Regions from separate parts of the Homo sapiens genome. Here region 2 is linked to region 1. Evidence: read pairs that join two places in POLR2A ChIA-PET (ENCODE). Cell type or tissue: PC-3. All regions are shown on one strand.

Region 1 (8,000 bases):
ATGGGGTCACACTATGTTGCCCAGGCTGGTCTCAAACTCCTGGCCCCAGTCAATCCTCCCGCCTCAAGCTCTGAGATTATAGGCATGAGCCACCGCACGCACTCTTCTTACCATTTTTAAGTTGCCTTTCTCTTCATTCAGCATTCACTTGATTGCTTTGGATTTTTTTTCACTCTTTTCCAGAGTTCTGACAACATTGGTTTTGACAGTGTCTGGTTTTTAAAAAATGTTTCCTGGAGAGAGAGATGTTTGGAACTGCCTATACCATCATATTGATGATGTCACCTTTTTGTAAGCTTTTGAATTTGGATTTTTAAAATAATTTCAGGCTGTTATAAGGTTGGAAAAAACAGTACAAATCACTCCTGTATATGTTTCTGTAGTGTCCTAAATTTTCACATCTTTTTAAAAAATAATCTCAACTTTTATTTCATTTTATTAATTAATGTATTTATCTACTTTTGAGACAGAGTCTCTCTCTGTTGCCCAGGCTGGAGTGCAGTGTCATGATCTAGGCTCACTGCAACCTCTGCCTCCCGAGTTCCAGTGATTCTCCCACCTCAAACCTCACGAGTAGCTGTGACTACAGGCATATGACACCACACCCAGCTAATTATTGTATTTTTAGTAGAGGTGGGGTTTCACCATGTTGGCCAGGCTGGTCTCGAACTCCTGACCTCAGGTGATCCACCTGCCTCGGCCTCCTAAAATGTTGGGATTACAGGTGTGAGCCACGCGCCTGGCCCAAGAGGTCTTAAGATTTGCATTTGGGAAGCTGAAGGCCCAGTAGATCCCATGCTATCGGTTCCAGTCTAAGAACAAGTCTGAAGGCAGGAGAAGACCTATGTTCCAGCTTCAAGACAGTCAGTCAGAGAGAGGAAACTCTCCCTTACTCTGTCTTTTGTTCTATTTAGGCGTTCAACATATCAGATTAAGGTTACATATATTAGGAAGAACAACCTGCTTCACTCAGTCTACCAATTCAAATGTTAATCTCCTCCAGCAATTCCCTCACAGATACACCCAGAATAAGGTTTAATCAAATATCTAAGCACCCCTCGGACTAGTCAAGTTGACACATAAAATTAATCATCACATTTGGATTATCAGTTTTTCTACTAATGTTCTCTTTCTGTTCCAGGGAAGAATCCAGGATACCATATGACATTAGAGGTAGCTCTTCTTTTATGTGATTACTCCCCCACTAACCCATATCACAGGGAATCCCATACTTTTCCTCTCTACACTAGAGCCTCACTAAACTGGTGATATGGTTACCAGTGGCTACCAAGTTTCACTTCTCACATGTTCCCACCATAAGAGAAGAACTGCTCATATTCTCTGTGGTTCAAACTCAAAAATCCTAGAGAAGAGTTTTGATGGACTCGTCTTGTAACAAATGACTTCCACTAGATCAATCAGACATGGCTACTGGGGTGCCACGCTTGTGAAGCAAGCTGTTCCTGCAGAAAGGGGACTCGCTGTAAACTGGGCAGTGACTCCAGCTGAAGTCCACACTACTAGTGACCAGCTAGCCCATTTACCTCATTTCACAGATGAGAAAACTGAAGTCTAAAGAGGTAAGTTACTTCCAAAGACCCAGAACTAGTCTTTAATAAAATGAAGGCTAAATCCAGGCCTAATTCCTAGTCCTAGCACTTTCCTTTATGTCCCCAGCACTACATGATTTGGGTATTAATCCCAAGAATCAAAGAATCTGAAATTAGAAATAACCTCAAGGCTTATCTAGCGCCTACTGGTGCATGAATTTCCCAGTGTATCCAAGCAGATCCCAGAGAAATGGGAGCCTTTCCTGTTTATTTTTCTCCAATATTGGAATTTCAAAGTAACTCACACTCAGCAGGTTAAGATGAAAACTATTTTACTTAGCACAGAATTAGGGGGGAGGAAGAGGATGTCCATCAGTAGGTTTGTTTTTTGCTTGTTTGTTTGTTTCAGACAGGGTCTCACTCTGTTGCCCAAACTGGAGTGCAGTGGAGTGATCTCCACTCACCGCAACATCTGCCTCCCAGGCTGAAGCTATTCTCCTGACTCAGCCTCCCGAGTAGCTGGGATTACAGGCACGTGCCACTACCACCTGGCTAATTTTTGTACTTTTAGTAGAGACGTGGTTTTGCCATGTTGGTCAGGCTGATGTTGAACTCCTGACCTCAAATGATCCACCAGCCTCGGCCTCCCAAAGTTCCGGGATTACAGGCGTGAGCCACAGTGTCCGGCCAAGTAGGTTTATTAAACAACCTAAGGTATAATCATGTAATGAAACATTATACAATCCACTAAAGAGAATGAAGAGATATGTATGTATTGACAGAGGAAGATGTTTCATATATAGCATTAAGGGAAAAAAACAAACTGATGAAAAAGGTGTGAACAGTGTAACCTCTTTATGTGGGAGACAGCAGGAATAGCAACTCACACTACACTGTCAATAGTTGTCATCAGTGGTACGTGGGATTACAGAGTATTTTTCCTTTTCTTCATTATACTTTCCTGTAATGTTTGAATTTTTTAAATAATGAGCATGGACCTTAAAAACATTATGCTAAGAGAAAGAATCCAGACACAAAATGTCACATACTGTATGATTCCATTTATATAAAATATCCAGAATCGGCAAATACCCAGAAAGGGAAAGCAGATTTGGAGTTATCAGGAGCTGGGGGTGAGCGGGAATGGGGAATGACTACTGAATGAGTATAGGGCAATGAAAATGTTTGGGGACTAGATAAAGTTGATGGCTCCACAACACTGCCAACCACTAAATGCCACTGGACTGTACATTTTTAAATGGTTAATTTTATGGTATGTGAATTTCACCTCAATTTTAAAAAATTCTTTCCTGAAGCAAGAAAATCCCAGGACCACATATACTCTTCTGTGGGGTATGGGCAAATTGCTTATCTTTGCTACATCAGTTAGTTCATCTGCAGCTGGTCTCTAAAATACCTTCGGGCTCTGATGCTATGATTCTGGGCACATTCAACTATAATTCTAGACACATTCATCCCTTTGTCATTTAGGCTAAGATCACAGAAGCTTTTTTTTTTTTTTGGCAGATATATCACACTGATGACGTAATATTAAGAGGGAAGAAGAGGTAAACCATCTTTTTCAAAGATCGTAAATGTATGGCCTCATCCAAGCCTAATAATGAATGGCAAGTGACTAGAGAAAGAGAATAGGAGAAAGAAAATCAAAGGCATAAAGGCAATAATAATCAAAAGTAATACGTATTGAGTGACTTCCATGTCTGGAGTGTCTTCCAGACATTATTCTAGATGCCTAATAAATACTTATATTTTTAAAGGCAATCCTTAAAAGAGAAAATTAAAGCTCAAAAAGGGTAAGCAACTTGCCAAAGGACCCACAATCAATAACTAAAAAGCGTAGTGTTAAAATTCGGGCCGGGCACGGTGGCTCACACCTGTAATCCCAGCACTTTGGGAGGCCAAGGCAGGTAGATCACCTGAGGTCAGCAGTTAGAGACCAGCCTGACCGACATGGTGAAACCCTGTCTCTACTAAAAAATATATAAAAAATTAGCCAACCGTGGTGGTGCACGCCTGGTAATCCCAGCTACTCTGGAGGCTGAGGCAGGAGAATCTCTTGAACCCGGGAGGTGGAGGTTGCAGTGAGCCAAGATCACGCCACTGCACTCCAGCCTTGGCAACAGAGTGAGACTCCATCTAAAAAAAAAAAAAGAAGAAAGAAAGGAAAGAAGTTCAGGTATATTTATACTGTAGAGTTCATATTTTTCCACTTATCCATGCTGTTTTCCAAAAAGAAAAAGGAATCAAGGAAAACAACCTGGTGCTGAAGGCAAGGAAATACAAAAACAAACTGTAAAAAAAAAAAGTGAAAAAGGAACAACAAAAATCCAGGATTACCCTGTGCTTATAAGTGGCCCTCCCTGGGCACATTTTCATCCTGACCCTTGGGCATACCTTCTGTCTAGCTATGGTAAACTGTTCTTTCACTATAATCTGCTAAAAACAGTTCCACGGGCTTTAAATAATCTTACACCACTATTTCCATAAAGGAAACTAAGAATTATTACAGAGCTTGGATATTATTTTATCCTTTCATTTTAAAAATGAAAGGAGCTAAACAAAAAAGAAGTAATCTCCAAAGTAGATAAATGGAAAATAAAGAAAAATAATTACAGGACGGGCACCGTGGCTCACGCCTGTAATCCCAGAACTTTGGGAGGCCAAGGTGGGCGGATCACCTGAGGTCAGGAGTTTGAGACCAGCCTAGCCAACACGGCGAAACCCTGTCTCTACTAAAAATACAAAAATTAGCCAGGCCTGGTGGCCGGCACCTCTAATCCCAGCTACTCAAGAAGCTGAGGCAGGAGAATCACTTGAACCCAGGAGGCAGAGGTTGTAGTGAGCCAAGATGGTACCACTGCACTCCAGCATGGGCCACAGAGTAAGACTCCATCTCCCAAAAAAAAAAAAAAAAGAAAAGAAAGAAAAAAGAAAAGAAAAATAATTACAAAGAATAAGTGGTACTTAGAGCATAAAATATTTAAACAATGCAAGTGTACAAGTGGTTAAGATAAAGCAGCAAAGGTACCATCAAGCAATTTGAAGAAGTTGAAGCAGGAAGGGAGCAGTAGAGACCGACCGTGGTTTTTCCCAGCATGAGAAGCTACTTGATAAAGGAAATTTAAAGTTTTGGGCAGTGGGGGCAAAACAAGTCCCAGACCTTCATTTGGCAAGGACACCAGATCACTTGCTGGTGAACAGTTTCTTGGCACAAATCAGGGAACAGCCAGTGGACAGACTGGCTGGTGGATCTGGAGGGAATCATTCCAATGGCTTCATACAGAACCAAAGAAGAAAACGGAAAAGGTGAGGTGGTCAATGGCTTGGGAATGGCAGATTTGTCATTTAGCCAGAAGGAAAATGCCTTAGAAGTTAAGTAGACACTAAAAACTTTCTCTAAGTGAACCTGTTTTCAAATCAAACTCAAGTTAGGAAGGAAAGGCTCAGCTAGGAGGAATAAAAAGCACAAAAAGCATGCACAGAGCCAAAGAGCAAAAAAGACCACTGCTTGCACAAGGATTTCACTGTCTGAAGCAGCCCAGTCAAGGGGGTGAGCATATTCCAAATCGAAACCATGCGGCTACTCATCAAGTTAGCTGCCTGCCGCAGGCATCTTTCCATCCAAATTGGAAAGGAAAAAGTAAAAATGTCTCTGTTCAGAGTATGACTATGTACGCAGAAAAGTCTAAGGAATCTACACACACAAAAAGCTACTAAGACAAACAGCAGGATACAAAGTCAACACACAAAAATCAATTCTATTTCTAGATGCTAGCAACAAGAAATTGGAAAGGAAAAATTTTAAGTCCATATACAATAACACCCAGAAACGAAACAATTAGGAATACATCTGAAAAACAGCCGTCCAGGATTCTCTATTATTACAAATGAAAGCAAATACATTCCTCAGCCTAATAAACACCCAGCTTAGGTATCACTGTAACTGCTGTGTTCATCATGGGATAGGGAATAGGGGAAGGAGGGAAGTAGAGGGGAGTAACATTTACTTGAACTTTCATTTTGGAGTTGTAGAGAAAATAAGACTGGCTCAAGGGGCTGGGCGTGGTGGCTCATGCCTATAATCCCAGCACTTCAGGAGGCCAAGGCGGGTGGATCACCTGAGGTCAGGAATTCGAGACAAGCCTGGCCAACATAGCGAAACCCCGTCTCTACAAAAAATACAAAAATTAGCTGGGTGTGGTGGCAGGCGCCTGTAATCCCAGCTACTTGGGAGGCTGAGGCAGAAGAATTGCTTGAACCTGGGAGGCGGAGGTTGCAGTGAGCCGAGATCATGCCACTGCACTCCAGCCTGGATGACAGAGGAAAACTCCGTCTTAAAAAAAAAAAAAAAAAAAAAAAAAGCTCAAGGGAGAAGGATAAAGATCACCTAAATGATTCTGGAATGGACCTTCATGTCCATAGCCAAAATTGAGTGCCTTGGTACCCAGAAGATGCCAGCAAGACTCTGAAAGCAGAGAATGTGAACCTGAGGAGGTCTCTTAGTCTGATTAAAAGACATTTTGCTAGTTACAAAGGAGTAACTAAGATCCGTTTCTATTTCCTCTGACTGAGATTTGCTGACTCACAAGACATAAACAAAGCAAAAATACACTGTAACTGCCACCTCCCATTCTTACTCTGCCCAGTGAGAGAGAAGGGCACATCCTTGGCCCAGAAGAGATGAAGAGGGTTACAGTTTCTCATGTTTCCAGTCAGAACTCAGCATCTATCAAAAAAGGTAGATATTGTTACAGCCCTTAAGAAAACAATCTCCCTCATCTCATCTGGAGAAGTCTAGAAATTCCACCGGTGGACCCTGGCTGGCCTAACAGTGGCTACAAAGACCAGAGGCAATCCTTCTACCTTTGGCTGCCTGGAAAAGAAGGCCATGGAGCTATCCTACTTTTGGGAGCTGAGTGGTGGCATTATGACTTACTGAGAGTGGCCAGATATTATGGAGCTGGGATGCCCATGTTCAACTCATACATATAGCCTTTAAAGATACATCATTCAAAGCCAACAATCCTTATATTTTATTTTATTTTATTTTTTTGAGATGGAGTCTTGCTTTGTCACCCAGGCTGGAGTACAGTGGCACAATCTTGGCTTCCTGTAACCTCCATCTGCCGGGTTTAAGTGATTCTCCTCCCTCAACCGCCTGAGTAGCTGGGATTACAGACACATGCCATCACAGCTGGCTAATTTTTGTATTTTTATTAGAGATGGGGTTTCACTATGTTGATCAGGCTGGTCTCAAACTCCTGACCTCAAGTGATCCGCCTACCCCGGCCTCCCAGAATGCTGGGATTACAGGCATGAGCCACTGTGCCTGGCCCAATCCTTATATTTTAGGCACAGCATACAGCATTTGCCCCTAAATTCAAATTGTTGCATTACAATCAAAGTGCATGCGCCTGCTTCAACTAATTCAGGAGACGTGATAACTAAAGGGGAAATTTTTATTTAACATAGCAGATGCAGACCCAGGCACGGCGCCTCACACCTGTAATCCCAGCAATTTGAGAGGCCAAGGCAGGTGGATCACTTGAGTCCAGGAGTTCAAGACCAGCCTGGGCAACATAGCAAGACTCCTTCTCTATGAAAAATTAGCTGAGTGTGGTGGTGTGCCCCTGTGGTCCCAGCTACTTGGGAGGCTGAGGTGGGAGGATCACTAGAACCCAGGAGGTGGAAGTTGCAGTGAGCCAAGATCATGACACTGCACTCCAGCTTGGGCAACAGAGCAAGACCTTGTCTTAAAAAAAAAAAAAATAGCAGATGCATGGGCATCTTGGCTTAGAAAGGGACACGTGACCCAATCTTGGCCAATGAGACATGAGGGGCGGGGTGCTGATGTCTGCAAGGAAGCTGCTAGGAAGAATTTTACTCCATGATCAGAAGAGAAGCTTGAGAATTTGGGGGTTGGGGAATGGCTTTTTGGGTTTTGGAGGTGGTTGTTATGTGATGACTGGAACTATGGCAGCTGTCTTGAACCACAAGAGGACAAGTTGAGTAAAACATAGCAGAAAGAGTCTGTGTGCAAAATCAATAAGCCACTTCCCAGCCCTGGAATGCCCTACCTCCATCCAGACACTGTGTTTGGAATATAATAAGCAATAAATATAAGCCACCTTTTAGTAAGGATTCTGTATTTATAGGCCAAAACATCCTAACTGATGCTCAGGTCATTAAAAAGACAATTCAACTTTGTCCAACTTTTGTTCATTTGTCCAACTTTTCAATGGACAAACAATACAAACAGAAAACTCACAGAGGAGGAGATACAGGTAACTAAAACACATCTTTAAAAGATGTTCAGTTTTGTGAATAACAAAGGAAACACAAATGAAAACAAATTTTTTTGCCTATCAGCTCTATAAAATTTGCTAATACTAAGGCTGATACATGTTTGGGGAAACAAGACTTTTCTGA
Region 2 (8,000 bases), 190 kb after region 1:
GTATGGGTAGTGTGTGGGGCCAGAGATGGGGGGGTAGGCTGGCTTTGGAAGGAATGGCAGAAAGGTTGGAGTGAGGGCTGGCGTGGGCGTAATCCAGCCTAGATATGCGGGCAGTTTGTGTTGGGGGAGCAGTGAGCCGATTAGTCTGGTTGAAGCTTTATAGAATTTCCTTGGGGTAATTAGAAGGACACAAGTCCTGTATTATAACAGTAGGGTAATGCTGGCCTGGGTCTTGAATTTTAGTTGGGATTTTCCCAATGCGTAGTAGGTAGGGAGCCATTAAAGTTTTTGAGCTGGAAAGTTATCTGATGGAACTGGGGGTTTAGGAAAGTAGTTTGGTGGCTGTGTGCAGGATGTCAGGAAGTGGAGAGAGTCCTAAGGCAGAGAAACCTGTTGGGACTTAGTCTTTACTGCCTGTATTAGGATGGTAGCAGTGGGGCACTAAGATAAGCTAATACAAATGAAGACTCTATGGAACTTGTTCTCCTCTGTTTTCCACTACATCACAAAATCTCCTATAATGTGCAAAAGACCCCTGAACTTAGAGAATCAGGTGGTAAGCACAGGCAGGATGCCTCCTTTTGTCCTCTTTTGTGTCAGTCTGCTTTTGTTCTAAATTCATTACTGATAGGCTAGGCTTAGCTGTCTCCATACTGTCTCCAGCATATAGCATTTGTGATTTTTAAAGAAAGCACCAATTTTAAGTTTTGTATAACTAAGTGGTTTGTATGTTCTAGTTAAAATTACATTTTCTCTGTAGTTATAAAGTCCGGTCGACCATCCAGAGTTTTAAGATATGTTTTTCTCAAAGATGGAAATTTGAGAGATTCAAAGCATAATGAATGAGATGAGCCAGCTAGAAAGCTCTACCCTAAAATCAGTGAGTGAGGCTTTTGAGGAAAATACAGGTCCAACCAAAGGGATTAGGGCATAGTTTTAGGAAGGAAAGCACTAACATCTGAAGCTACCACATATTCTCATCTTAAGGAATGCAATCAGCCCTACTGTACATAGTCGGAAGAATGTCTTAACAGAGATAGCCACACAGCTATTTGCTGGAAGAGCTGGGATTTAACCCATGTCTATCTGGCATCGGAGCCTGAGCTCTTAACTGTTATGTATTTGCAAACACAAGTACTGCCTCTGCTGGTATTTGGGCATTCATTTTCTGGTCTAACCTCTTGAGACAGAGATGGTCTTAAAGCATTTATGTAAGATCAATCCATTTACAGAGTAACCTCCTTGTTCTGTGTTCAGCTGTATTTTATAACTTGGGACTGTGTGGAATTATCTGAACTACTGGGGCACCTGGAGATAATAGCCCATTCCCTGGCAACAACTTGAGCCACCTGGGCATCAGTCATCTCACTTTGCAGGCAGCCCTACTTTGCATTTCCCTGTTCCATAGGCTTAGGAAACAGTGGTATGTCAGTTGGGACTATCAACATTCAAGCTTTTAAACTACTGTCAATCAGAAAAATGCCTTTTAATAGTGTAAAAGAACAGGGTACCCCTGAAGTTTCTTTAACCTAATCCACACATTCTGCCTGTCTTGAAAGTTAGGGTTGAGGCCAGGTGGGGTGGCTCATGCCTGTAATCCCAACACTTTGACAGGGCGAGGTCGGGGGGATCACTTGAGGTCAGGAGTTCAAGACCAGCCTGGGCAACATGGTGAAACCCCATCTCTACTAAAAATACAAAAAAATTAGCCGGGCGTGGTGGTGGGCGCTTGTAATCCCAGCTACTCATGAGGCTGAGGCAGGAGAATCGCTTGAACCCGGGAGGCTGAGGCAGGAGAATCGCTTGAACCCAGGAGGCGGAGGTGCAGTGAGCTGAGATCGTGCCACTGCACTCCAGCCTGGGTGACTGAGCGAGACTGTGTCTTAAAAAAAAAGAAGTTAGGGTTGGGGACAGTCTCCCCAGGGTAGGGGAGAAAAAGTTCAGTATGTTTTCTTTTTTTTAAAGTTCGAGACAGGGTTTCACTCTGTCGCCCAGGCTGGAGTGCAGTGATGTGATCTCAGCTCACTGCAGCCTTCATCTCTTGGGTTCAAGTGATCCTCCCACCTCAGCCTCCTGAGTAGCTGGGACTGCAGGCTCATGCCACCACCCCACAACTAATTTTTGTATTTTTGGTAGAGATGGGGTTTTGTCATGTTGCCCAGGGTGGTCTCAAACTCCTGGGCTGAAGCAATCCCCCTGCCTCCCAAAGTGCTGGGGTTACAGGCATGAGCCACTGTGCCAGGCCCAGTATATGTTTCATAAACACTGGTTTCCTTTCTGTTTTTCTGTTGGTATTTTATATCTCCTAAACATGTAGCCAGAGGATCAGGCTACCTTTTAGCCAGGATGACAAGGCTAGAGCACTTTCCCTCCACAGGGGTAGATCCTCTATAGATATGTTAGGTTCTGGAGCCTTCTCATTTGGCTTGTCTTCAGTCTGTTTTCACTGTTCTGTTAGTTTAGACATTATTTGAATGTCTACTCTGTAGTGATCACACACTGTGTCCAGTACTATGTAAATGCAAAGATAACCATAAATCTTGTCCTCAAGGAGCTTTCAGTAATAAACAGTAAACTGCTTTACCTCTGACCTTTTACTAGACACCTCCACTTTTATGTTTTGTTGTTTCTTTCAATTAATTTTGAAAAACAACTTAGTATTTTATCACCATACTGATTACTTTTTTAAAAAGTGGGACTCACAAAATTATTTTATTCTTCTCAAAGAACTGTTTAGTTTCTTTTTGCCTATTAAAAGTGTAACTTTTTTTTTTTTTGAGACTGAGTCTTGTTCTGTTGCCCAGGCTGGAGAGTGACACGATCTTGGCTCACTGCAACTTCCACCTCCCGGGTTCAAGTGATTCTTCTGCCTCAGCCTCCAGAGTAGCTGGGATTACAGGTGTGTGCCACCACACACAACTAATTTTTGTATTTTTAGTAGAGCTGGGATTTCACCATGATGGCCAGGCTGGTCTTGAACTCCTGACTTCAGGTGATCTGCCCACCTTGGCCTCCCAAAGTGCTCGGATTACAGGCGTGAGCCACTGCGCTCGGAATAACTTTTTAAAGTAGGACTCACAATCTGCTTTCTGAAGGGAAGGCATCACACTCTGCCTGACACATAGTAGGTACTCAGTACATATTTACTGCATAACTTAATTGATTAATGGTCTTTTTTCAAAACAATTTTTTTCTGTAGAGTCCTTAGTTTTGCTATGTTGTTATCATTTTTTCAGTTTAGCTTGAAAATGAGAGTTTTCAGTTTAGCTTGAAAATCTTTGAATCTTTTTCCCTCATTGCCTATTCCCAAGACCCAATCCTCCTGAGTCTTTCATCCTAAAGATTCCTAAAGTTTCTTGGAGTGATCTTGACCCTCATCACCATCCTAGTTCAGGCCATGATCATCTTCGTAACATCTTACATCAGTGAGATTATCTCACCTGAACAGGTTTTAGAACTGACTTTTCCAGCCTTCTGTCTCCCTACTAGTTGATTCTTATCATCACATCAGATTAATAAACCACTTTTCCCAAGCTGTTGTCTCGCCTAAATATCACCAGTGGTTCTGTGCTATTTCAAGATCAAGTTCAAACTTCTTGACCCAGCATGTAAGCATTCTGTTGGCTGGCTTAGCCCAACTTTTCAGCCTAACTCTTCTCCAGTCAGACTTACCAATTTGCTGTCTCCTTTTACATGACCTATTCATTCCCAATTCCGAGATGCCCTTTCTGTCTTTTCTTTATATGACTAAATCCTTTATTCTTTTTAGGCCTTGTTATACAGGTCACACAATTACTCTTCCTTTTTCTCAACTTAATAATTTTTAAAAACATTGTGAAACATCTATTTGATGTTTATATATTGCCTCTTATTTTTTTACTCTCTTATTTAATATTGTACATGCCAGAGTATATAGGACAAAGAAGAAAAAAACACCTGTGTACCATCTACTTTAGGAAACAAACATTTCCAGCAACTTTGAACCTGTCTGTGCTCACCTGTCCAATTATAACTCTGCTCCTCCCCTGTAAAGGTATTGTTATTATTATTATTATTATTTTTTTTTTTGAGAAAGAGTCTGCCCTTGTTGCCCAGGCTAGAGTACAGTGGCGCAATCTCGGCTCACTGCAACCTCCATCTCCCAGCTTCAGGCGATTCTCCTGCCTCAGCCTCCCAAGTAGCTGGGACTACAGGCGCGTGCCACCACGCCCGGCTAATTTTTGTATTTTTAGTAGACATGGGGTTTCACCATGTTGCCCAGGCTGGTCTTAAACCCCTGACCTCAGGTGATCCACCCACCTCAGCCTCCCAAAGTGCTGGGATTACAGGCGTGGGCCACCGTGCCCGGCTGTATTATTCTATATTTGGATAACAATTTCCTTAGTTTTCTTTATAGTTTTATCACATTTGAATACTTCTTAAGCAGTATATTGTTTAGTTTTATTGTTTATTTTAGTTTTATAGCTTTTGACCTTTATTGCAAACTTTTCTGAGTTACTTTTTTTCATTTAACTTTCATTTAACATCATTCATAAAGATGTATGAGTTCACTGCTGAATGGCAGTCATGCAAGTATGCCCTGGTATCATATTGATCATTGCAAAAATTCTGTAAGATAGGCCTAATCTATATTCTGACAACTCCCAAATGTATTTCTCTAGCCAGAACCTCTCCCTCAAATTTCAGGTTTGAGTAATAAACTTCCTACTCAACAATGTGAGTCACACTGGTCTACTTGCTTGACTTGCTCTTACCTCAGATCATTTGCATTGTTTTCCCTCTGCTGAGAACACCCTGCTGCTAGTAAGAATGGCGAGAGCTTTGCAGAGAACATAGGATTTGAACAAGAGTCTTTGAAGGAAATATTGAATTGGATGAACAAAGAAGGAGAGTTGAGAAAATATTTTATTTTTTGGAGACAGGATCTCACTGTCACCCAGGCTGGAGTGCAGTGGCACGATCAAAACTCACTGCAGCCATGAACTCCTGGGCTCAAGTGATCCTCTCACCTCAGCCTCCTGTAGCTAGGACTACAGACTTGTGCCACCATGCCTGGCTAATTTTTAAAATTTTGTAGAGGCAGGATCTTGCTATGTTGTCCATACTGATCTCTAACTCCTGGCTTCAAGCAATCTTCCTGCCTCTGCCTCCCAAAGTGCTGTGATTACAGGCATAAGCCACCACAACCAGAAGAGAAAATATTTTAGATAGAAGGAATGGTATTAGCAAAGGTTCAAAAGTAGGGAAATTCACAATATCAGCAAAGGAAAGTGAAATTTTGTCTTATTGGATATAGAGAACCTCAGATGCTTTTTGAGCAATTCAGTGACATATGAAAGCTGTATTTTTGGCTAATTAATCTGGCTGTTTTTTGTAAGCACTGTTTGAAACGCAGGCAGAGACTGATGAGGGATAAAGAAGGTAGTACAAATGACAAGGAAAGAAGAGTGTCTGCAGAAGACATGTGCAAGAAGGATTCAGCAGAGTTTAGTTATTGATTGATGTAGGGACGATGTGGGAGTCAGAGAAGCCTGAGGTCTTGAGCGTGAGTGACTTTGAGTCTAGAATAGGAGGGGCCACCAGGGTAGGGAAAACTCTTGTCGGGGAGACCCAGCTCTGGGAAGAAGTTCAGCTAGGTGAGATGTTTGTCCTGCCTGGCAGGTGGCAGGTTTTCCAAAGGCATACCAAGAGAACGAACCACTGCTTGGGTACAGCAGTGGGCACAGTCTTGTAGGCACTTTTGGGCTGGCTGTTACCCTCAGGTCCCGTAGGGTAGTGGACAGGACTGAGCGGTCCTTAAATACCCAAGGGAATGAAATCTAGTTTGTAGATTGGTAGCTCAGGGACTAGTTCAATTGAAAGATCAGAACCACATTGATGAATACTGACCTACTACTGGGGTTTCTTATTTGTTTTGCTTAAGGATAGGAAATGGATCCAGAGCCTAGAACAAGTCTGACCTGTGCTGGGGTCTAAGTGGATTCAGCTGTAACGCTCTTGCTGCTGCTGACGATGTTAACCATAAAAGATTTAGTAGCTAATATTTATTGAATGCTTATTGTATGTTATGCTTTTTTGGGTGGGGGGTAGTCATCCCCTCAAGCATTTATTCTTTGTTACAAACAATCCAATTAAACTCTTTTAGTTATTTTGAAATGTGCAATTATTATTGATTATAGTCACCCTGTTGTGCTATCAAATCCTAGGTCTTTTTTTTTTTCTTTGGTACCCATTAACCATCCCCACCTGCCCTCAACCACCCACTACCCTTCCCAGCCTCTAGTAACCATCCTTCTACTCTCTATCTCCATGAATTCAATTGTTTTGATTTTTAGATCCCACAAATAAGTAAGAACATGTGATGTCTGTCATTCTGTGCCTGGCGTATTTCACTTATCATCATAACCTCCAGTTTATGCATTTTATTAGGAGCTTTGCCTATGTTGTGTGTGTGTGTGTGTGTGTGTGTGAGAGAGAGAGAGAGAGAGAGAGAGATAGAGTCTGACTCTGTCACTCCTAGGTGGAGTGCAGTGGCGTGATCAGGGCTCACTGCAGCCTTGACCTCTCTGGGCTCAGGTGATTCTCCTGCCATCTCAGTACTCCCCTGTTTCCTGGGTAGCTGGGGCTAGTAGCTGGAACTTGGCACATACCACCATACCTGGCTAATTTTTTGGAGTTTTTTTTTTTTTTTGTAGAGACAGGATTTCGTCATGTTGCCCAGACTGGTCTTAAACTCCTCGGTTCAAGCAGTCCACCTACCTTGGCCTCCCAAAGTACTGGGATTATAGGCGTGAGCCACTGCACCTGGCTACATATGTTGTCTTGTTTAATGGCCACGGTAATTATGTGGGAGAGTGGTGGTGGTAGTCTTTTTTTTTTTTCTTTCAGATAAGGATATTGAAGCTCAAAGAGGTTAACTTGCTCAAGGATACACAGCTAGTAAGTGGCTTAGCGAGATATGAATTCAACTGGGCTCACTCAAGAACCTCAGGGGTTGGCCATTATATTGTCTTCTTCCTAGAGGTAGCACGATATCTTTAGTAGAGATGGGGACGTTAAAACAGGGAGATTTTTTAGAAAGAATATACATGGTAGTTGATGATATTGAGTCTGAAGTGATTACTGGATAGCCAAGGGGAGATCTGCAGGAAGCATTTGAAATATGACTGGAACTTGGTAAGAAGGCCTGAGCTGATTTCCTAAATCTGAAGATAGAGTTGAAGACACGGACATGGATGGATATAGGAAAAATAATCTATGTTTAGATGCGGTGGGGGAGGGGGCAGCCTTGACAATGCTCACATTTAGGTATAAGAAGGAAACATAGTTGGAGAGGTTGGGAGTTAGAGAGGTGGAAGATGATATCGGAAGTGAAATAGTCTGAAGTTCTAGCCAAAGAGATTTTGGGGAGAATAGGGTCTTGAGAAAAGAACAAATACCATTTCTTTCTTTCTTTTCTTTTTTTTTTTTTTTTGAGATGGAGTCTCGCTGTGTTGCCCAGGCTGGAGTGCAGTGGTGCTCACTGCAACCTCTGTCTCCTGAGTTCAAGCAATTCTCATTCCTTAGCCTCCTGAGTAGCTGCAATTACAGGTGCCCACCACCATGCCCAGCTAATTTTTTCTTTTTTTTTTTTTTTTTCTGAGACAGAGTCTCGCTCTGTCACCCAGGCTGGAGTGCAGTGGCGAGATCTTGACCCACTGCAGCCTCCGCCTCCTGGGTTCAAGCAATTCTGTTTCATCCTCCTGAGTAGCTGGAATTACAGGCGCCCGCTACCACGCCGGCTAATTTTTTTATATTTTTAGTAGAGATGGGGTTTCACCATGTTGGCCAGGCTGGTCTCAAACTCCTGACCTCAGGTGATCAACCCACCTCAGCCTCCCAAAGTGCTGGGATTACAGGCATGAGCCAGCACACCTGGCTACTGTTATTTCTTGATCTCTTAATTTTAGAAATTTTCTGTTGCTTTGTTATGCCCAGCTATTTTATTTTTTTAGAGATGG

Evidence for each region. Peaks named below come from ENCODE experiments on the same cell type or tissue, not always from the same donor. Only the 100,000 strongest peaks of a DNase experiment are listed, where the experiment ranks them.
Region 2: POLR2A ChIA-PET joins it to region 1 with 10 read pairs; 2 of 35 experiments call an interaction of 5 or more read pairs at or near these places.

Annotation. Positions count from the first base shown.
Region 1 is chr10:92,758,923-92,766,922 of GRCh38, reverse strand. No RefSeq gene overlaps it. Among named protein-coding and RNA genes, the nearest start is that of HHEX, 73 kb to the right of the region's middle. In PC-3, no CTCF peak of the experiment used is centred here; no DNase peak of the experiment used is centred here.
Region 2 is chr10:92,564,884-92,572,883 of GRCh38, reverse strand. The region is part of intron 1 of IDE (insulin degrading enzyme); the gene reads left to right. Among named protein-coding and RNA genes, the nearest start is that of IDE, 5.2 kb to the left of the region's middle. In PC-3, no CTCF peak of the experiment used is centred here; a DNase peak (open chromatin) is centred at 4,723; H3K4me3 peaks cover 1,394 bases; H3K27ac peaks cover 1,180 bases.